Regions from separate parts of the Homo sapiens genome. Here all the other regions are linked to region 3. Evidence: chromatin loops called from intact Hi-C (ENCODE). Cell type or tissue: mammary epithelial cell. All regions are shown on one strand.

Evidence for each region. Peaks named below come from ENCODE experiments on the same cell type or tissue, not always from the same donor. Only the 100,000 strongest peaks of a DNase experiment are listed, where the experiment ranks them.
Region 1: a loop joins it to region 3, with 9 times the contacts of the local background. A loop is called at or near these places in 58 of 110 quality-filtered maps.
Region 2: it touches region 3 in a loop (19-fold over the local background); 6 of 110 quality-filtered maps call a loop at or near these places.

Annotation. Positions count from the first base shown.
Region 1 is chr11:26,293,758-26,301,757 of GRCh38, reverse strand. It overlaps a transcript of ANO3 not described here. Among named protein-coding and RNA genes, the nearest start is that of ANO3-AS1, 9.8 kb to the right of the region's middle. In mammary epithelial cell, a CTCF peak has its summit at 4,402; no DNase peak of the experiment used is centred here; H3K27me3 peaks cover 120 bases.
Region 2 is chr11:26,519,440-26,527,439 of GRCh38, reverse strand. It overlaps ANO3 (anoctamin 3), which reads right to left. Exons shown (of 27, transcript NM_031418.4): 7 at 1,761-1,805. Among named protein-coding and RNA genes, the nearest start is that of MUC15, 49 kb to the left of the region's middle. RefSeq lists enhancers at 3,307-3,866, 3,867-4,426. In mammary epithelial cell, a CTCF peak has its summit at 4,368 (motif pointing left); no DNase peak of the experiment used is centred here.
Region 3 is chr11:27,154,486-27,162,485 of GRCh38, reverse strand. All of the region lies in intron 2 of BBOX1-AS1 (BBOX1 antisense RNA 1), which reads left to right. Among named protein-coding and RNA genes, the nearest start is that of BBOX1-AS1, 60 kb to the left of the region's middle. In mammary epithelial cell, a CTCF peak has its summit at 3,507 (motif pointing right); DNase peaks (open chromatin) are centred at 3,055 and 3,555; H3K27ac peaks cover 449 bases.

The DNA.
Region 1 (8,000 bases), 860 kb after region 3:
ATAAAACATTTTATCATAGAAGGCATTTAAGGGTTTTTGCAACTGTAGGTATGTAAGAATCTTTTACCTGAACTTAACATTCATTTTTCATTCTCTGTCTCTCTTCTTCCTTCCCTATCTCTCAATCCCTCCACTCCCCTACATAACATAATGTGTTTATAGAATGACAGAAGTGGAAGAAATACTAGATCTTCCATTCTACTTTTAGGAATTGTAATCCTTGGAGCACTTGAATTATGTGTAGCTGCATCAAAGAAACCTAAAACAGTACAAAGGTGTTCAGTGAGTGGCCAACTGGATGCACCAGCCCTTGTTTAAATAAAAGTACTTCAGTTTCATTTATGCTGCTATTTTAAAATTATTTTAACTGCATATCTAGTCTATTTTTTCTCATTTAATAAGCTAAGAAACTACAGACTCAGAAAGCTCAATTACCTAACCAAGGCTATAAATAGGCAATGTCAGAATTAGGACAACAATTCAGGTATTTGGTTTTTAAATTCCAAATTGAAATTAGAAATCCAATGACAGTGGTAACAATCTGTCATTCTGGGATTGCCATAGTTTATTAAATACATTATGAAGAGGCAATTAAGAAAGTAAAGAGGCTGGGCGTGGTGGCTCACACTTGTAATCCCAGCACTTTGGGAGGCCGAGGCAGGTGGATCTCGAGGTCAGGAGTTCAAGACCAACCTGGCCAACATGGTGAAACCCCATCTCTACTAAAAATACAAAAATTAGCTGGGAGTGGTGGTGGGCACCTGTAATCCCAACTACTTGGGAGGCTGAGGCAGGAGAATCGCTTGAGCCCAGGAGGCAGAGGTGGCAGTGAGTGGAAATTGCACCACTGCACTTCAGCCTGGGCAACAGAGTGAGACTCCACCTCAAAAAAAAAAAAAAAAGAAAAAAAAGAAAGAAATAAATAAAGTAAAGAAGTACCCAGGCAACAGTAGTGACATTATCCTAACAAGAATATGAGCGATATTATGCAAGGTTATGTTATTTTGCTTCAACTGAGTTACTGAATATATAAGATAATTTATGTTGAGCATCTGCTAAACATTAGCATATAATTTTTCTATACACCTGTTCCACAGACACATATCTATAAGGGAAACTTCTAGAAGTTTGTTCCTATGTGACTGCCAAAATCTGGGCCAATCCTTTTTATCTGGTCCTTAGTCTCCCCATCTATAATGAGGAGAATGAAACTGATCTCTAAAATAATTTTCAATTCTTACATACTTGGTTATTTAGTTGGTGTGTCTCGATTCTTCTCCAGCCTCACTAACTCTCCTTTTCAGCCTCCTTTGTCATTCCTCTTTTTCTTAACCTTTTAACTTTGCAAATGCTATAAAATGGGGGGCAAATGTCGAGAGAGAGAGAGAGGGAGAGCAAATGAGAGAGAGAGATGGAGCCAAAAGGAAAACAAAAATTGCATAGGAAAGATGTAAAACAACTTGCTTTTAAAAGTAAGGTGTGTATGTGTGTGTGTGTCTGTTTGGTGTCTCTGTGTATGCGTGTGTCTGTGTGTGTGTGTCTGTGTGTGTGTGCGTGCGTGCTTGCATGGGCATCGCACTTCCTCCATACTCATACCTATGCAATTAAACCATAAATGAAGGAAAAAACATGCCAGCATACAGACTGGTCTTCCTCAAATTCCTGATAATAACCCCACATGAGGGCTTAATGGTGCCCAGCAGTCAAAATATTTTTCCCAGGTCCAGCTATTCTCCCACTCTCCTAGAAGACTACTTCATACTTTATTCCCTCATTTCAAACCCTGTCTTCCAACACCTCCTCCCTATATCTCACTCTTAGCTGATAATTTTGCTTCCTATTTCACTGAGAAGACTGAAGCAATGTGAAGAAAACTTCCACAGCTCCCACCCACTTATTGGCAATTGTATACTCATATATTCTGCCTTCCTGACTGATAGTCTAGATAAACGAACTGTATTCCAACAAAGGCCATCTCTTCCACATATGGAGTAGTTTCTATCCCTCACTCCTACTTCAGGACAGCAGCCCAATAATTTCCCATACATGCTCTCTCCCTACAGAGTCAAGTCCAGTCCCTGCACCCCCTGCCATTCTAGTTGATAATTATCATCACCATACAAGCATGCCAGTCTCCGCCTCCCCACTCTAGTTGACATTTATCATCACTATACAAATAGGTCTTCTAATCCCTAAAAAGAATAGGAAAAAAAAAAGGCAATCTCTCTTGACTCTAGTTTTCCTGGTGGCTTCTTCTCAACTTATTTGTTGCCTTTTGCTCCACTAGTCCACAAAAGCAGATAAAGTTAGAACCAAAACTTACTATTTCTAATTCATTTTTCAAAAATCCTCTACAGTATTTATTTATTTTCCTCTTATCACTTCACTAAGACTGTCAAAGTTACCAATGACCTCTTCTTCACCAAAGTGAATTCTTAACCTTCAGCTTCTTTGATATATTAGGGGCATGCTATATAATTAATCACACTTTCCTCCTTGATAAACTTCCCCCACTTAGCTTTCAGAATACCACAGTGTCTTGATTCTTCTCCAGCCTCACTAACTCTCCTTTTCAGCCTCCTTTGTCATTCCTCTTTTTCTTAACCTTTTAACTTTGCAAAACCCCAGAAACCTCAAACCTTAGACTCTTCTCTTTATTTCTTATGCCTGGTAATTTCATCCTGTCTCATGGTTTTATACATCTTCTGTAGAACGATACTTCCTAAACGTACATCTCCAGTCCAGATCTCTTTTTCTAACTCCAGGTTTTTAGACCACATGTATGTCTTCTTCACATTTCCATTGGTCTGAAAGAATCAAGTCCAAACTCGACATTCCCAAATGATCTCTCTGATCTTGGCTCCCAGACTGTATTCAGTCATTATTTTGTCATTTCAGTCGATGGAGAAAAGCTTGGGGCCAAAAATCTTGACTCTTCTATCTCACAACACTCATTCATTCTACTTTCAAGTATGTCCGAAATCTAACCATGACTTCTCCCCATCTCCACTGCCACCATCTATTGTACATCTCCTAAATGATTTTGGTCTTGCCACCGTCTCCATTGCCCAAAATGATAGTAGATTTAGGTTTGGAAACGAGTAGACATGAGCTAGGTGATATTAAAGTGAAATTCAGCTAATACAACTCCTTTGTTTAAAACCTTTCATTCAATGAAGCCCCACTTTACTCAGAGTAAAAGGTTAATTACTCAGAATAATTATTTGAAAACGAGCTCTACAAGGCCTGAAATAACCTTGCTTGGCATTGCAAATATTGAAAACACAAGTCTTTCAGTGAACAGTTATTCCATACCCCTCATATTTCCATGTGTAGGGACTTCTGTTGTGGAAAAAAATCTAGTTTATATATGATTTGTTAGCTTAAAATATACAGGAAAAATTGGTTCAGCAATTTCTTTTTTCCTTTCCATTTTGGCCTGTTTTCTCTCTCCTATCACCTGGTATGTGGTCCATCCCTTTGTGGGTGCCCTGGGATCTGCTAGTTGTGCCAGTTACTGGGTGGGTAGCTATTAGATTGAGAATGAGGGAAGGAATTTGGGCAAGCTCCTTTGGCTACATATCTAAGTCCTATTTTCCAGCTTACATCAATTCACAATTGACATTTTGATCTCTGTCTTGTAGTCTCTAGTATTCTATTTCTCAAATATTTTCTGAGAATCCAGGCAGAGAAGAGAAAAATGTTATCTACTGATTCTGCTGAAATCCCAACATGTTCAAGGATTGAGATACTAGTTTCTATGCTCCTCATTTTTGCAGGCACCACCTGCAGTTAGGAAGGAGGGTATAGTGGAAAGAATGGGGCTGTGGTGTCAGGTGGTCTTGGCTTCTCACATCAGATTTGTTACTTACTGATTATGTCACCCAGAGTCGAGTTATTTAACTTCCTCAGCCTCCTTTCCCTGATATAAACAACGGCATGAATAATGACTGCCTCATTGCATTGTTGTGGTGTTAAAAGAAATGATACACATGGAGTTCTTGGAAGGAAACTTGGTACAGATGGGTACTCAGAATTATTGCCTTTCCCTTTGTAGTAGTAACCCTCTGAATGAATGATTGAAATCAAGAGAAAAAGTTGTTTACAAACTATACAAGTTGAGTTGTAGGAAGAGCATTTTGGGGAAAATGACCAGTCTTTTATTTTGAAGGGAGAACAAAATGAATTATCATCTTGGAAAACTAAAGGAAACTAATGTCAATAAAAGGGCACCAGTAAATCTGTCTGAAATGTCTACATTAGCTAATGTGGGTGGATTAAGAGGACCCTTGATTCATTCAGCCCACTGCCTGTGTTCCGCATAATTACAAGTGCTTATGGCTTATGCAAGAATGTTGTTGATCATTGTATGACAGGCCCACAAGTGTTTGTCTGTGTTAGAACAGCGACACTCACTGGTTATTTGTGATACTGACAGAAATGCTCACTAATAAAGTGAAATTTAAAATGATCCTCATAAATATCAACAAGACAAAAAAGGGATAAAAAAAAGAAACACAGATATACTGGAGGGTAAAAAGAAATTCACACACACACACACACACACACACACGCAATGGTTGATGCAGCTTGGGATGTTCAGCCAGAAGAAGAAAGAACACAATCAGTGATTACTATTTTTAAATTATAGGAAGTAATCTGAAACATTGAATCCTAAAGTATATTATATAAATATTTTGATCAATATAATTTTAAGAGTTATCCAATATGAAATGAGCTATCCTGGGTGTGGCTACCTGTCTCTAGAGGTACTCAAGTGTATTTTTAATAATGATTGACTGGAGTACCCTAGAGAAGATTCATATATAACATTAGGAATTCTGGATGATATCTAGAAGTGTTTCAGCTTCAAGTTCCTGATACTCAAAGGCTCAGACCAAAGTCACATTTACGTGGCTTGGAAGCTAATCATATTTTTCATAGTAAAAGCTGTCTCCTTCGCTGATATATTAAGAAAACATTTTCTTAATTGTTAAGGCCCTACTGGCTGTGGAAAGGTGAGTGCTTTTCAAATCAGTGTCTGTTATTCATCAATGATAATTACTCACTGCAGTGAGATATAATAGAAGTATCTCCCATGTCTCACCTGTTGGATGATTTTATGTCACCCAACACAAGATAGTAAGAATGATTGACCCCCTTTTTTCCTAACCCCTAACCTCAGTAAAATATTCAAGTCTCATGGTAAAACTAATCTCAGATTCAAGGAGGAAATCAATCTGTGTGAGTAACCAGTAGGACACTACCCAGAAGTCATATTATATTTTCTCTCCCTCATAGGCTGGTAAAAGAGAGACATGATCTGAGTGTCAACAAGTTAGATATGCTGCTTTATTCATAATCCCCCAAAGCATGGAAGAGAGGGTCAATTAATCTGGGGCCAGGATAAGCCGGAGCATCTCTTGTAGATGTTTTGTCATTTCTTATTTTAGAGATGTTTAAATTTGGAGATTGATAAAAAACTGCCAACTTGCCTAAGGCAGTAGGGTTTTAATAAACTCATTTATATAATGAGAGCTCATTTTCCTTAGGTAGCAAGAACATTTTCATATATAAATCAGTGCACATAAGATCAATTGCCAACACAAGAGAAAATGCAACCTTACTGTCCACTGCCAATTTACTACTGAGAATAATAAACCACTTTGTTTTCATTTCTTTATTTTGAAAAAGAAACACATATTTGGACAAAAAACAGCAGTGGCAGCAATTATGTTTAAGTTTGCTATTGCAACCATTCCCCTCTTCAGTTAGCATTGGGGTGTTCATATCACAAGAGAATTTTCAGGTTTATGAATAAAAACAGAAACATCTAGAGAGAGGTGGCTCTGTAATTTCAGAGTAGAAAGGAGACATTTCCATGAAGAACATAAAAAGGGTGACAACATAGGTGGGAACGGAGCATGGGAGGAATTTGGCTCAAACTGTTAGGCTCTGTTTTCTTAGATTTATTTCCAAACGATAGCATCTGCAAGAACAAAACCCAGAAATATATTTAAAAACGTCTTTAAAATTTTTAATCTGATTTGACAACTGATGGAGATATGAGGTGCTCTATTTCACATCTGAACTTTTCTAGAAATACATAATTTTAAAATCAATTTAAAAAATTAATAACTTTTTTGGCTACTTGATAGCTTTAAGTATTACAAAATATTATTTAATGTTTTCAATTAGGTTTACTGCTATCTATTAATTTTTTTTTTTTTTTTTTTTTTTTTGAGACAGAGTCTCACTCTATCGCCCAGGCTGGGCGCTATCTCAGCTCACTGCAAGCTCCGCCTCCCGGGTTCACGCCATTCTTCTGCCTCAGCCTCCGGAGTAGCTGGGACTATAGGCGCCCGCCACTAAGCCCGGCTAATTTTTTTTTATTTTTATTTTTAGTAGAGACGGGGTTTTACCGTGTTAGCCAGGATGGTCTCGATCTCCTGACTCAAATGATTTTTGATGTTGCTAAAGGGAAAACAAAGACCTTATTATCATAAGAGGGTTATAAAATAATGTGTTAGAAAATGACTCAACTGAGGCAGGCGCGGTGGCTCACACCTGTAATCCAGCCCTCTAGGAGGCCGAGGCGGGTGGATCACGAGGTCAGGAGATTGAGACCATCCTGTCCAACATGGTGAAACCCCATCTCTACTAAAATACAAAACAACAACAACAACAACAAATTACCCTGGCACGTGGGTGCACGCCTATAGTCCCAGTTACTCAGGAGGCTGAGGCAGGGGAATCGCTTGAATTCAGGAGGCGGAGGTTGCAGTGAGCAGAGATCATGCCACTGCACTCCAGCCTGGCAAGGGAGAAAGACTCCGTCTCAAAAATAAATAAATAAATAAATACATTTAAAAAAAGAAGAAAAAAAAGGAAAATGACCCAGCTGAAAGCCTGTCACTTGGTGACATCTACATTCATTGCCGCAGATATGTTGATGTCTGTTAAAGATATGCCAAAGAAAAAGAAAGGCATAAGATTTTTTCGATGTGTTTTTAAAGTTTCAAAGAAGAATGATAAAAATCAAACTAGAGTAAGTCACAGGCAGTCTTTCTGAGTGAGGGGCAAAGTCACTGTGTAGGTGATGGAGTCAGAGAACACGATCTGAATCTTGCTTCTGTCAATTTTGTTGCATGACCCTGCAGAAGTTGCTTAATCCTACTGACCCTTGGTTTCTTCACTTGGAGAGCAGTAATGATAATTACAATAATAATAGCAATCATGATATCTAGAATAGTGCTATTGTTCTATATAGGCATTCCACAATGAATATATATTTCAAATCAACATGTAATACATGATAAACATATACAATGTTTATTTTTCAACTCAAAATAAAATTTAAAAAAATAAAGTAAAACAAAACAGCACTATTTTGAAGATCCTGTGATATCATAATATAGAAAGCAGTAGCACAGTGGCTGGTGTGGATAAACACTAAAATACACAGAGGCTCCAGAATAGCTCAATGGCTCTCTAACAGTCTTACGGAATTCATGTCGAAAATATGATGACAGTCTTGAGGCAATCATCATATTTTCAGGATAGGTCAGTTTCTGACCCTCAAGAAAAGATTATAGACTATAATTTCCAAATTGTGGACAACAGTCCTTTAAACGTATTTTATTTCCACCGGGCCCACTTTCTACTGTTATTCTTTCAGCTTCCACTGCACATCTCCCTGCAGCTCTCCAAACAGACCATCTTCCTGTGGACTCTTCCACCAAACACGGAGAGACTCTTCCATTGAAGTGCAATCAGAAACATTGGCAATGCAAAAAAGCGACAAAACTATTTAGGTAAATAACACCCAAATCCTAGTTACAACACTTGAGTGTTACTTAATCATTCTAGTGCCAGTTTCTTCACCTATAAATTGCTATTGTAATACTGTACCAATCTGATAAACTTATTACGGAGAATTAATTTAATGAGAAAAGCATATGCAAAGCACAAGGACATGTAAGTAGATGCCCAAGAAAGTT
Region 2 (8,000 bases), 640 kb after region 3:
AGACATAGAATAAAGAGATTTACTTATTATAAGTAAAATGAAAAGGGGTGGGCTAGAGTAAGGTTCAAGATATTTTAATAATCATTTGGAATAAATGATAACTGAATTTTCATTTTATGAACTTACACAGAAAATAAGAAACACAAAAGATAAAACAAGTAATGACATATAATAGTGTTCATTTTTCTAGTTTACTTTTACATTTGACCAAAACAGAGAAAAGAACATTTTTTACATTATTAAAAATGTTTCGTTAGGATTTAGTATACGCATTTGCCATGATAGCTTTATATATAAACAGACATTTGTTCCAATTTTAATATACAGAATATATACTTTCCCAAGTCTCCAAAGGAAAGATTCTTGTTTAACAGAAAACCTACTAATTATGTAGTAGCAAAGTCTCACTAATTCTATAGTAGCAAACTGAAGCAAATCAAGAGATTTTATCAGCCATCCAACAATAAGCAGGCATATGCAGAGCAAAGACAAGAAAAACCTGCAGTTGTAAACTTGCAAATTGTAATATTCCAATGACTAATTTTATTAGCAAAAATGACTGGAAATTTGCTACATAGACCAGGACCAAATACCCACATGGGAAATGAGAGCTCATTCCAAATTAAAATATGTTAACCTGACAGAAAAATGTGACTCGGTTGAAGAGCATCATTAATTTAAAGAGGAAAAGCTATTTCAGTGCTAATTTCTTTAATATTCATTCTAATTTCAAGTTTTTTTCTCCATAATTTACTTTTCTTGTCACTCAATACTGCCACGCCTAAAATTAATGCTTAAAACAGATGGACATTTTCCCATTCTGATTTCTAAAAGTTTGAAATTACATTCAATTTTATTTGGTAAAGAAACTAGATTTATTGAATCATTTCCTAAGATGGTCTGTTATTCACACCATACAGTTCTAGCTTTTGTGTTATTCTGATTTGTAACATACATCCTTCAACATCATTTAATGGAGCATACTCTACCACATTCACATGCTTTATCTTTGTTAACTGGTTCTTTGGCAAGGTGCAGAAAACGGCCAAGGGTAAGAAGCTTTTTCTTTGAGCATTCATTAAATGGGAGCTGATTTCTTCCAGTTAAATAGTGACAAAAAGATTCAGATGGAAGAGTTTCTTCTGTCTCAGGGTAGTGGTTTGATTGACTCCTTTTCCATAGTTATTCTTACCACAATAGGTAAAGAGCTAATGTTTTGAGGTAAAGCTCTTCAAAAGTTCGTTTTCAATACTAGGATAAGAGCGGTACCTTCCGGGGTTAGAATGAGAGTGGGTCTGCAATTCAAAAGACGGTACATGGCCTTGGTAAAGCACCTCATCTCTCTGAACACTAATCTTTGCCACTTCTTTCAAATGAGAGAACTGGACTGAATGATACAGAAGGTCTTTGTCAGGTTTATTGTTCTGTTACTGTGGGTCATCATTTAAACATTGATCCTGGTCTTATAACTATTTTTAAAATTAAAATATCATAACATGTGAACTTGCGATTAAAGTCCTCCTTCCATAACATTATAACATGGGAAGATTCCAAGAATGGCAATGATAAATTGTAACAAAAAGATTATCAGATTTTAAATGTTATTCGATTTGGCATAAGTTATTTTGGAAATATCTTCGACAAATCAATAGAATTTTTCTTCCTATGATTTACAACTGCTGATATGGGGAATCAAATATCTTCTTATTTTTTTCAAAACGACAAATTTGTTATAAAGAAATGATTCATCACCCACCAACCTGCCCATTGATTTGCTCCTCCCGTCAGTGTAATAGCATTTTTTCCTGAAAAAATAATAGAAAACAGCTAAGGAAAGCCACAGGAAAATAAAGTGATACGAGTGAGTGACAACATTCAATCATATTGAGCATTTCTATACTCCAAGTTCCGTATGCTTAAGAAACTTAAGATGTTTGAAATAACCCAGCATACTATGAGGAATATCAACCTTACATTGTTTTAATTTCAGAATCTAAGATACTAATAACAAAGACACTCTAATAAATCAACAGACCACTTTTGAAAAAATAGAATTATTTTTAATTCTATTTATTGAAAGTCTGTCTTCTGCCACTCAATTTATACTAATTGAATTATTTTCTTACATATTATATAAGGCCATCCATCCATCCATCCCTCCTTCCATTTTCCCGTCCATCCATCTATACATCCATTTAATACGTATGTAATAAATACTTCTGATTTGCTAAGGAGTGTTATAACCACTAAAACTTTAGAGAAAAAAGAGGTAGGGTCAGTTTGTGCCCTCAAGAAGCTTCCTTGATAGTTGAGGTGAGAAGTCATCAGTTAAAATAAAATGTGAAAATGCAAGAATGGAAATACCCAGGAAAGGGAGCTCAATTAGTTTTTACAGGTGGAGGACAAAGGACACAGGGATGTTGCCCCAGAGGATATGTCACCTGTATTGAATCTTGAAGCATGAATGGGAGTAGTCTTTTGGGTAAAGAGGTTACACATGACATTCTAGACAAAGGTAGTAGCAGCATATGAGGTCGTCATTGGGACAAAACCAAGTATTATAAGATTTAGATAACTGCAACCAACTTGGTAATAGCTGGAGTATACACTAAAAGTTGAGGATCCTGATAAAAGAGTGGAGGATGGTAAACAAGGCACAGATGATAACGGGCCTTAACAGCTAATGCTGAGGTTTTTGGATGAAAAGCAAGGGGAAGATATTGAGTGTTTTAAGTAGAGGTATAGCATTTCTTAGAGAAACTAAAAATTAAGGTGACAGAATTAATTCATCTCTTAAATAATTTTCTCTACATGCTCATGTTGGAGCTCAGGAATCTGATATTCTCGCTCTTCTGAAATACCTCTTTATCCCCATCACTAAAATTCATTTCAGAGGATCAGTAAGCTCCTCTATGCTGTGGTACCTAGAAAGCAGGGTTAATAGGACAACTGATATTTAGCCCTAAGTATGTTATTAGCTGCTTAGAAAACTTGAAAACTTTTGGAGATACCATATTTCATTGCAGTCCCTTTCACTGCAAACTTTTGGAGATACCATATTTCACTGCAGTCATATTGCCAGAAAATAATTTTAAAGTTGTCCCTGCCATATTCCAACACTAACTTCAAATATGGAACATTGAAACTTGTTATATCTATCCGAAACTCACACTTTAAATACTTCTCTATTTTTTTCAAACATACACAAAAGCTTGTGTGCGTACTTCACTCAATTCTTACTGGACTGTAAACTCATCTTTTCTTCAGAACCACCGGTACATATATTGTCTTGCACTATTTTCCCTGATGTAACATACCTCTTCACTGATGGTCAATGAATAAATGAATGAGCCTTTGTTTAATTCACAGTTGCATTTAACTCTTTCAGTGCCAGAGAGTATTTTTCATTTCATAAACACTTACTAAATACAGTATTTTTTTCAAAAAAGCTACAAATATGGAAATTGGTATAAAATAATTTCCAGCATCAAATAAATCCAGGGACATCATTAAAAGGAGATAATGTTTACAACTGTAATTATCAGGAGTGGATATGGTTAGGAATATTATAAAATAATATGGAGAGGGTTGGTTGGCATTTGAACTAAACACTACTCTCTGTCTTTATTGATGGTAGTCTGAATATTTCTCTTAAACAATTAAAAAACTTTGAGAAAATGCTTTTGGAGAAATAAAGAAAATGGAGAAAGTCATACAAAATGAATATAAATACTTTTTAGAACACTTATATGGTAAGAACAAATAAAAATGAAAAATAATAGACTTAATTCTCCCTGTTGAAAACGAAAGAGACTTCTCCTCCCTTTCTCTTCTGAGAGCATTAACTTAAGAAAACTTGCCATTATAAGTACTTTCTCCTCTCTTTGAAATGTATATGAATTCTTTAGAAAATGCGATGGGCCTTTTGTCAGGATTTAGGAGCCGTCTTTTTAAAATGTAAACATGAAGGGAGGTAGCAGTCCCCTGTCCATTTCTGTGAGAGGTAGGAGCTTAACTTTGGCGGATGCCTTGCGCCAAGTTGCAGAACTACCTCCTGTCAAAAAGATATGAGAGGTTTTATTTCTCTTCCGTATGAAGCTAATTAACAGCCCAATTACCAGGTGAATCTATGATGAACTATGAGTGATGATACGGTTTGGCTTTGTGTTTCCACCCAAATCTCATCTCGAAGTGTAATCCCCAGGTGTTGAGGAGGGAGGTGATTGGATCATGGGAGCGGTTTCCCCCAAGCTGTTCTCATGATAGTGAGTGAGTTCTCACGAGATCTGAGGGTTTTATAAGTGTTTGGAAGTTCCTTCTTCATTTCTTCTCTACTGCCACCTTGTGGAAAAGGTGCTTGCTTCCCCTTCCACCATGATTGTTAAGCTTTCCAAGGCCTTTCCAGCCATGCAGAATTGTGAGTCAATTAAACCATTTCCGTTTATAAATTACCGAGTCTCATGGAAGTTCTTTATGGCAGTATGAAAACGGACTAACATAGGGCTACTTATTGTTTATTTTGAGAACACGCTTACAATAGGTTGTATTTGTTTGGCTATATTAAAAAAAATGAGATTTCCCTCTGTCTTTATAAATTTTAGTGAATTGACTATGATATGCATCACATTCTAGTTTAATATTTATTCAATAACGAAATGGTTTTCTTCCTTTTCTATCTTTGTGGAGAGGTTTTCTGGGTGGGGGAAATTTTGTTTTTATATTTTCAATATACTGCATATCTTTGATCCAGGAAGCAAACAACAACCTGTAATTCTCCTTAATTCTTCTGTATAAATGAACGTGCAGGGCCAAATCCTTTTCTACCTATAATCTTCCATCCTGTAATTTAGTAACTGCCTACTGTTCATGTACGGTGCTTTATTTTTCCCTTAATTTTTCATTTGAAAGGTTCTGCTATTTTATACCTTGTGTCAAGGCTGCAGTCATCTATCTACCTATTACAACAATCACTTCATATTATAAGTAAATGATTGTCTCAACCACTGTTTCCAGCCAGAGTCCAACACAGTCAATGGCTACATGTGGAGATGCCTGTGGGACTAAGTGAGGAGGACAGTTAAATGAGTGAAATCCTGACCCCCATGCTCCTATTTTATAGATTGGCCTCCCTTTAGATTTTATATTTCATATTATTTTTGCATAAAAAGTGATCTAAGTTTAACCCCAATTATGATAAAAATGATTGCTCTTAATGTTTTTTTTTTGTTGTTGTTGTTGTTGCTGTTTGTTTGTTTTGAGATGGAGTCTCGCTCTGTCGCCCAGGCTGGAGTGCAGTGGCGCGATCTCGGCTCACTGCAAGCTCAGCCTCCCGGGTTCACGCCATTCTCTTGCCTCAGCCTCCCGAGTAGCTGGGACTACAGGCGCCCGCCACTACCCCCGGCTAATTTTTTGTATATTTAGTAGAGACGGAGTTTCACCGTGTTAGCCAGGATGGTCTCCATCTCCTGACCTCTTGATCCACCCGCTTCGGCCTCCCAAAGTGCTGGGATTACAGGCGTGAGCCACCGCGCCCGGCCGCTCTTAATGTTTTACAAATATAGCCCCAAATTTGCTTTGTTTAAAATATTTGTGGGAGAAAGAGCTTGACAAAAAATGTGAGGTTGGCCCTATCTGGGTACTCCATCTGAGAAGCCGCAGGATGACTGAATTGTCTTAAAATGTGCTGAACTCTCTTATGTGTGAGAGGTAAGCATGAATAGGAATCAGCTTTGGATCGCAAGAAAAATGCTAAAATGATCTGACATGTCTGGAATGCAGAAGACACAGGCTGAGTCCTTCCTGATATGACAAAAACTAGAAAATGTAGACTATTATAAACCTTTGAAATTGTCCTGGTTAGACTTGAAACATCAAGTCCAACATGTAGGTCATATTTACTTTAAAGAAAAGTCAAGAAAGTAGTGGCTAGAAAAATGTAGGCAAATTAAAATTTTACACATACATCCAAGCAGAAAATTTAGATAAAATGCTCAAGATTCATGTTTATGACAGAAGGAGGAAGAAAAGAACTTGCAGAAAGATTATAGCTAACAAATCTTGTAACTTCGTTAAATATGACAGGTAGGTTTCAAAGTTGAATAAATATGGAACTGCTCTGTATGAGTAAAATTTTGAATGCATAAATTTTTAAAAAATATTATCCTAAAAAGAGATACATATGTTTCCTATTTAGGTTATTATTTTATATAATTTAATTTTAAGGCAGTATTTGTTCTTGAATATGCTAACAATTGTCAATTGGAGACTAGATTGGCCATCACGAAAATAATTTGCCACTTAGTTTATGCTTGAATAGCATTCCTTTATTATGAGTTGGCTGCTATCCCAAATTTCCAGTGTACATTGTAAATAAATGACAAGTAGTTCCTAAGGAGTTAATGTTACATCCATTATTTAAACTGGTCTGGGAAGATCTTCCAAAAGAACTCCAAGCAGTTCTCAAACTCTTTTCTCAAGAACACCAGTATTACATGGAAATTAGGAAAAGGCTATACAATTTATAACTGCCTCTTGAAATTTATAAAATATATAAAGACTATTAAAATATTAAAATATCCAAGACAAGATTTCCTTACCATGGACATCACAAACATTTGGAATGCTTGCTAAAAATTTATATACCCAATCCCATTCCAAAGCTAATATGCCAGAATCTCTGGGAGCAGGTTCCAGAAATCTTCATTTTTATTACTTCCCAGGTCATTTTAAGGTGCTCTAAAGACTGAGAGCCACTTCTCTAAAAATATTTTCAGTAAATATTCTTATTTATTAACTCAGAAGTTCAGAAACAAATTTGGTCACAGTATATTCTTCTTTTAAGATCCTGTTGAACTACTAATACTTTGACACACTTTGGAAAATGCTGCATATTTTAAAATATTTTTATTGGTAAATCATGAGAATTTCCACGGTATTTTCTAAGACTTTCCACGATCACAATGCAATAATCATATTTTTTTGAAAAACATTATAAAGAAGAAACTTCAGGCAAAACACCAATTAAAAGGGATAGTAACTGCACATGTTCCATGTTTTCCCCCCCTTTTTCATTTTTTCCTTGGATATAGTAGAACTCTTCTTTTACATGCATTCCTACCAGGTAATTAAAAAATGAATATAGTTTTTTTAAAAATGATCTGAGTCAAGAAAACATCCTCTTCAAAATCTCCCTTGGGACAGAGCAACACTTGTGGCACACAGCCCAAAGACCTAAGCTCTAATTCATACAAAGGAAGGTCACTTACAATCCAGCAAGAGAATGTTTTTAATGTACTTCTTAGGAAGAGAAACAAAGAAATTAATTGTGATAAAGATTTTTTAAATCTAAGTTAAGGGAACAACAATTATTCCATCACTAAGAGTTCCTTGAAGTTTATTTGAAAAGGCAGAAATAAGGAAAAAGAGAAGAGGCCAAACGTGCTCTGACTTCCATTTTTTTTTAAATTAGTAAAATCCAACTGAGATGGTGGAAAGAGCAATATGATAAGTATTACACCATAGAATTGTGTTCCCATTGTCTCTATAAGACTTTTCCTGGATAGAGTACTGCAGAATGAACATGTGTTAAAGAAAGAAAAGCTATTTTTGAAACTATGAAAGTCAAATATTAGGGGTAAGGCAAACATTTGTTACCAATTGCAATAGACAAAGCAGTTGTGTTTCCCGAAAATTCACATGTTGAAATTCCAATACTTAATGGTTCTTGGAGGTGGGGCCTTTGGGAAGTATTTAGGTCATAAGAGTGGAATCCTCATGAATTGGAGGAGAGAGCAGAGAGCTAGCTAGCCCTCCTTCTACCATGTGAGGATACAACCCAAAAGAGGGCCCTCACCAGAGCCCAACCATGCTGCCACTTTGATCTCAGACTTCCAGCGTCCAGAACTGTGACAAGTAAATGTTTGTTGCTTAAGACATCCAGTATGTGGTAATTTGTTCTACTATCCCAAACCAATCAAGACACTGAGGTTGTATTTATAATT
Region 3 (8,000 bases):
TTTTTGTTCTAGGTCAAGGAAAATAAATCAGCTTGTTCCCGTGTGTGTGTGTTTTTTTCCCCTAGAAGTGAGACTCAGCTAAAGTTCTGGGAACAGAGAGTTCAGGTTAGCTGTGTTCTGCTTGAGAGGTTTTTCTGTGTCTCTCCATTGAGCAGGTTAGTCCTGGGTGTCTTGCTTGGGCAGATACTTTACTTTTTATTCAATAGGTTAATAGCTACATTTTCTTCAGGGCCTTGAAAGAGTTTGTATAGCTTCTGAGACTCTACATTGAATCAGTATGATCATATAATCTTAATATAATTATTAGCACAGTGTTGGAATTTAGTATTTTGGTTATAGGGCAGAGAGCTCAAGAGGTCACATTGTGGTGTCAGGTAGACCTAGGTTTAAATTATAGGCTGTGTACATTGAGAAAATTATACCAGAGCTTCTTGGTGTGCCTTGAAACAATTCACTAGTATAGTCAACTGTTGGATGGCTAGATAGGGCCTGAGGTGGCCAGTGCCCCCACAGATGGTTTCTTATGCCTGCCAGGACCTACAAAGTGCTGTACAAATGTTATTCTTTTCGATTTGTGCCTTGACATGACAAGCCTTGTGTTTCTCATCTGTAAAATGATTATAACAATAGTATTTACCTTAAAATAATTAATATATCCAAAGTGTTTAGAATAGGACCTACCACATAGTAATATATGTAAGTAATTATTGTTATCAGCTATAATTGTTTTCCAAATATTATCTATAAAAGGGAGATGGATAAATATTTATTTATACTTTGGATAATAACCTAATACTACATTATTTTGTTCTTCAAATTATTTTAGCTTTGGCCATCAGGTGCTTTTCCAGGTTGACTCGTGTATACTTTTATCATCCTTTTGCTTTTTGAATACCTCCTTACTTTCTAGCATTGAAAGATGCTCCAGGCTCACTTTGTATTTTCTGTGCCCCAGCTCTGGAATCAGCCATTTCTCCAAGGATCCCTGGTTCCTTTTATTGAAAAATAGTATTAGACATCAAGATCTGGGTACTAGGTGAGCCACTAGATTTTGATCCAAATACTTTTGTATTATGTTGGTGTCTGTGAAATGACACATTGAGATGAGCTGGTCAGGGAGGCACTGCAGGGCAGGGTATAGAATAGTTATATCAAGCCAGAGTCACGGAATGAGAGTGTTTACTGGAACTTGAGTATACCCAGAAGGGAATGTTGCTGAGGAGAGTCTGTGGAAGAAATCAGTCTGTGGAAGAAATCAAGGATGTTTTTATAGGCAGTGTGAGTCACAATGATTCTGCAGTGGTGATTACATTCTAATGATCCCTGACTTCTTTAGAATTGTTTCGATGCTTTCTTTTCATTCCAATTATCTATTGCTGTGTAACAAATTACTCCAGAACTTACTGGCTTAATACAACAATTGTTTTATCATCTCTCTTGGTTTCTGTGGGTTAGTGATTTGGGGAAAGGCTCTGCTGGATGGTTCTGGAGTCTTTAATGAAGTTTCAGTGAGCTGGTGGCTACAGCTGTAACAGTAGAGATATGGAGCAGCTGGGGACAGCTAGATCTCTCACTTATATCTCTTCTTCAGATAGTCTCAGGGCTTCTCCATGTCGTCTCCTCATGTAAACTAGCTTGCTTCCTCACAGCATGGCAGCCTCAGAGCAGTTGGAGTGCTCACATGGGAACCAAAGACCCCAGTGCAGGTGTTCCATGGGACCCTCACCCTTTCTGACCTCACTTTAGAATTTACTTTCACTGCAATCTATTTGTTACAAGTGAGTTACAGACTGCTCAGATTCAAGGGGAGGGGATACAGACCCATCTCTCGATGGGCAGAATGCCAAAGTTGCATTTTAACAAGAGTCTCTGGGATGAGAGTCATTGTTCTGAGCATCTTTGGGGGAAAAAATCCTCCACACATTCACATATGCTCCCAAGATTTCTAGCATTTGAAAATATGGCATACATTCATAAAAGCTGAAAGGTGCTGCCCTAAATTGGAAGGGTCTTTATCTGGTGTCTTTCTGTACATTTCTTCCTTTATTTCTCACTGTCATGACTTCTTAGAATTTCTTTCTTACCCACTATCACTCATCTACTTTCCCATGTCATGTTTTCTGATTCTGTCTTGAGGGACATAAAGATTTTCTTTAAGTGGGCTGTTTGCTCTTAGTGTGGCTGAAAGACGACATGTCTAATAAAACACATAAACGGAGAGAGATGACACAAATGAGTAACGGAAAACAGAAGGAAAAATGAACAACGATGGGGAAAACAGAGTCAGTGGCACTGAAAAATATGTGAGAGCACACACAGAAGGGACTGAAAAATGTTTAAGAGTGAAAATAAGGAAATATTAAACAAAAGAAAAAACTGCACCAGTGCTAAGAATTGTCACAGGCCTATTTTCTACAAAATAGTAAAACTGGGAATCAGGGATGTCCTTAAATCATAAAAATTGTGTAAAAAATTAAATGTAAGTGAGAGAAGAGGGTCCATATTGCTTATCAGACCTGCCAAGGGGTATGTGGCTAAAGCAGCTTTAAGATCCAGTGATAAGGTCAGGTGCGCTGGCTCACGCCTGTAATCCCAGCACTTTGGGAGGCCGAGGGGGGTGGTCACCTGAGGTCAGGAGTTTGAGACCAGCCTGGCCAACATGGTGAAATCCCGTCTCTACTAAAAGTACAGAAAATTAGCCGGGTGTGGTGGCATGTGCCTGTAATCCCAGCTATTCAGGAGGCTGAGGCAGGAGAATCACTTGAACTGAGGAGGCGAAGGTTGCAATGAGGCGAGATCATGCCATTGCACTCCAGCCTGGGAAATAAGAGTGAAACTTCGTTTCCAAAAAAAAAAAAAAAAACAAATCCAGTGATAAAATGTCAGAAGCTCACATGGAGAAGGACTTGTTCAAAGTTACAGATAGGAGCAGGAGAGCTCTGAAAATCTGACGTCACTGATTCAGTGACTATGTATGTCCCAGCTGAGATTCAGCTTGTTTTGGCCCCATTCTGCTTCCTGGTGAGACATGCTGTTCCTCCCTTGCAAGTTTGTTCATCTGCTTTTATCTCACTGTCCAGTTAACATTCATCCATTCTCCTGTTGTTCTTACTAATACTTATGATATGTCCACACCTTTACCAATTGCTATTGTCTATTCTACAGCTGAGCTCTTTCTTAGCACACTCTACACACACACAGAGACACAGACACACATAGACACACACAGTTTTGTTTCTTTGGTTGTTAGAAATCACAGTTTTCTTCTATGTGCAAAGAGATACACTGGGTATGAAAACTCCATGAATGGAGAGGGCATGACAAAATCTAGACGTTAAGAATGCTGCACTTCTTAGCAAGCAATGAAAGGACAGAATTCATGAGTTCAGGAGGGAAATTTTCCTCTGCCATGCTACATGAGGGAGCTCTAATTTTCTATTTTCATAAAGTTTGTGAAAAGAAGTAGTGTGTATTTAATAAAGGCTGCGGGTTAATTTCCAGGGCAAACCACTAGATGGAGGCCCTGCCTAAAGAACACACTTGAAGAATGAGTCACTCCGATCTGCAAGTTTCCTCTTCCAAACGTGAATTGGAAGGCCGGGAGCAGTGGCTCAGGCCTGTAATCCCAGCACTTTGGGAAGTCATAGGTGGGCAGATCATGAGGTCAGGAGATCGAAACCATCCTGGCTAACATGGTGAAACCCTATCTCTACTAAAACAAAACAAAACAAAAAACAGCAACAACAAAAAACCCAACCAAACAAAAAAACGTGAATTGGGGGCACCAGCTGAAATCCTAATTTATCCAAAAGGCTCTGTAATCTTGTCTTGTTGTAGAACACGCCTCCTTTCTAACCGCTTTGTCAATTCTCCACTTTCTTACTCATGAATTGCCCCAAAATTGGGTCATGCAATGCCCCATGGTTCCGTACACTTATACAACTAACTATAGGAATGTTTTTTACTCTTTAAAGACTTTTCCCTTCTGAATGCCAGAATGCCAACTTTGTCTTTATTCTCCATTTCATGAGCTTTAAGTGCTACCTGACCTGTGAAGAGTTTGTTGTTTCTTGAAAGGAAACCTTGACAACACAGGTAATCTCCCCAGTATGGGATTTAGAGTCTACATAGTAAATAAACAGAGACAAATCTGAAGGTAGCTAACCTCTTTTTCTGGGGGTGGAGTTAAGTTTTTCTGACTGATACAGATTACTCCATAGCTAAGGCACTTGGGACAGGCCTTATTTTTTATTGTGAGTATTATTAGAAGCAAGTGTACGTTTACTCTGCCAATAAAACTCCATTGGTTTAAACGTATTATAGCTGCATCTCATAAGCTATACACTCACAAATATTTAACATTTTCATCAAATAAATCTTCACACTTGAGATATACAAGTCAATCAACAATTCACAGAGCTTACTTTCTTTTATTTTGTGTATAAGAAAGCAAGAATGGAGATGGGCCTAGCTTCCCAACCTACATCTTTCTCTCGTGCTGGATGCTTCCAGGAATACTTGAACATCAGACTCCAAGTTCTTCAGTTTTAAGATTCGGACTGGCTCTTCTTGCTCCTCCAGCTTGCAGACAGCCTATTGTTGGAACTTGTGATCATGGCTTGGGAGCCAAGATGGCCGAATAGGAACAGCTCCAGTCTACAGCTCCCAGCATGAGCAATGCAGAAGACGGGTGATTTCTGCATTTCCAACTGAGCTTTGAAGAGAGTAGTGGTTCCCCCAGCACGCAGCTTGAGAGATGGGCAGACTGCCTCCTCAAGTGGGTCCCTGACCCCCGAGTAGCCTAACTGGGAGGCACCCCCCAGTAGGGGTGGAATGACACCTCATACGGCCGGGTACTCCTCTGAGACAAAACTTCCAGAGGAATGATCAGGCAGCAGCATTTGCGGTTCACCAATATCCGCTGTTCTGCAGCTACCGCTGCTGATACCCAGGAAAACAGGGTCTGAAGTGGACCTCCAGTAAACTCCAACAGACCTGCAGCTGAGGGTCCTGACTGTTAGAAGGAAAACTAACAAACAGAAAGGACATCCACACCAAAACCCCATCTGTACGTCACCATCATCAAAGACCAAAGGTAGATCAAACCACAAAGATGGGGAAAAAACAGAGCAGAAAAACCAGAAACTCTAAAAATCAGAGGGCCTCTCCTCCTCCAAAGGAACGCATCTCCTCACCAGCAATGGAACAAAGCTGGATTGAGAATGACTTTGATGAGTTGAAAGAGGAAGGCTTCAGAAGATCAAACTACTCCGAGCTAAAGGAGGAAGTTCGAACCAATGGCAAAGAAGTTAAAAACTTTGAAAAAAAATTAGATGAATGGATAACTAGAATAACCAATGCAGAGAAGTCCTTAAAGGACCTGATGGAGCTGAAAACCATGGCACAAGAACTATGTGACGAATGCACAAGCCTCAGTAACCAATGCGATCAACTGGAAGAAAGGGTATCAGCGATGGAAGACGAAATGAATGAAATGAAGTGTGAAGAGAAGTTTAGAGAAAAAAGAATAAAAAGAAATGAACAAAGCCTCCAAGAAATATGGCACTATGTGAAGAGACCAAATCTACGTCTGATTGGTGTACCTGAAAGTGACGGGGAGAATGGAACCAAGTTGGAAAACACTCTGCAGGATATTATCCAGGAGAACTTCCCCAATCTAGCAAGGCAGGCCAACATTCAAATTCAGGAAATACAGAGAATGCCACAAAGATACTCCTCAAGAAGAGCAACTCCAAGACACATAATTGTCAGATTCACCAAAGTTGAAATGAAGGAAAAAATGTTAAGGGTAGCCAGAGAGAAAGGTCAGGTTACCCACAAAGGGAAGCCCATCAGACTAACAGCTGATTTCTTGGCAGAAACTCTACAAGCCAGAAGAGAGTGGGGCCCAATATTCAACATTCTTAAAGAAAAGAATTTTCAACCCAGAATTTCATATCCAGCCAAACTAAGCTTCATAAGTGAAGGAGAAATAAAATACTTTACAGACAAGCAAATGCTGAGAGATTTTGTCACCACCAGGCCTGCCCTAAAAGAGCTCCTGAAGGAAGCGCTAAACATGGAAAGGAACAACCGGTACCAGCCACTGCAAAAACATGCACAATTGTAAAGACCATCGATGTTAGGAAGAAACTGCATCAACTAACAAGCAAAATAACCAGCTAACATCATAATGACAGGATCAAATTCACACATAACAATACTAACCTTAAATGTAAATGGGCTAAATGCTCCAATTAAAAGACACAGACTGACAAATTGGATAAAGAGTCAAGATCCATCAGCATGCTGTATTCAGGAGACCCATCTCATGTGCAGAGACACAAATAGGCTCAAAATAAAGGGATGGAGGAAGATCTACCAGCAAATGGAAAACAAAAAAAGGTAGGGGTTGCAATCCTAGTCTCTGATAAAACAGACTTTAAAACAACAAAGATCAAAAGAGACAAGGCCATTACATAATGGTAAAGGGATCAATTCAACAAGAAGAGCTTGGGCGATGGAGTGAGAGACTCAATCTCTAAATATTAGTAAGTAAATAAAATAAAATAAAAATAGTTAAACAACTATTTTACTTTTTAAATTGATCTGTTTTCTAGGTCAATATAGTGAAGTTTTTATTACCTTGTAATAAAAGCACAATTTGTTGGTCAGCAAATATATTTAACAATATTAAGAAATATTAAGAAGTAGGTCTTAATAAGACCCACTTCTCCCAAGAAGCCTTCCTTATTAGGCTTAGAAGAGCTCTTTACTGACTTTGAGCTCCCTGGGCCACACATGGGGGAAGTACTTAAGCTTTTATCTTATACTCCCCTTTATTCTAACCCCTACTAACATCTTAGCTTACCACAGGGAGATTTAAGCCCCTGGTGCTCAGAGAGACTCCGAATTGTACTTGCTATAGGTCCCCGATCCACAGACTACTAATAATACTTACTAATGTCTAGAAATTACCAAGAGAACAAATTGGTGGTTTTCTGAAGAAGAAAACATTCTACTTCTCTTGCTTGGGTTATGGGCTATTCCTGCAGATTATCTCTTTATGCTTTCCAGTTATGTAATTTAAATAATCAGAAAAGATATAATAAAAATTAATTAGTTAGAAAAATTTAAAAATGCTAAAGCAACTAAAATTAGTATAAAAACAGGATAAAACAAGTAAAATGGAATCTTGATAAAGCCCTAAGAAGAATGGAGGTAAGAAAGCAGTATAAATAATCATAAGGAGGCAAAATAAACTAAGAACAATGAAAATAGAGTAAAAGGCCAGGCGTGGTGGCTCACACCTGTAATCCCAGCACTTTGGGAGGCTGAGGTGGGAAGATTGCTTGAGCCCAGGAGTTCGAGACCAGCCTGGGCAATGAGGCAAAACCCCATCTCTGCAAAAAATTTAAAAAATTAGCTCTGTGTGGAGGCATGCACGTGTAGTTCCAGCTACTTGGAAGGCTGAGGTGGGAGGATCACTTGATCCCAGGAGGTTGAGAATTCATGCCACTGCACTCCAGCCTGAGTGCCAGAGCAAGACCGTGTCTAAAAAAAAAAAAAAAAAAAAAAAAAATACAGTAGAAAAGTTAACACAAAAAGAATAAAAGAGTCAAAGAATAAATCTAGCTAAAATGATACAAAAGTGGGTACAGGTTTAGGTTTATAAAAATCAAATCAGTTAAAGAGAATGTGTACTGAGCAATATTAGGAATTCTATGTTTTAGCCCATCACATGAAAACAATTTTGGCCTAACTGGCTAAACCAGGCCTTGCAGAACTCTATGGAAAGAACTCTAGGGCAGAGGACCCTCAGTGCTCTGAGGTAAAAAATGGAAAGCAGCTTAAACCCATTAAGAAAAACTGTTTTTTAGGCCTATTTAGGTCACAGGTCATGGTGCAGTAGATGATTCCTTAGAATAATTATCTAGTCCAATCTTCTTCCTATAGATCTGTGAAATAAGGCCTACATTGATGAAAAAGGTGCAATTTCA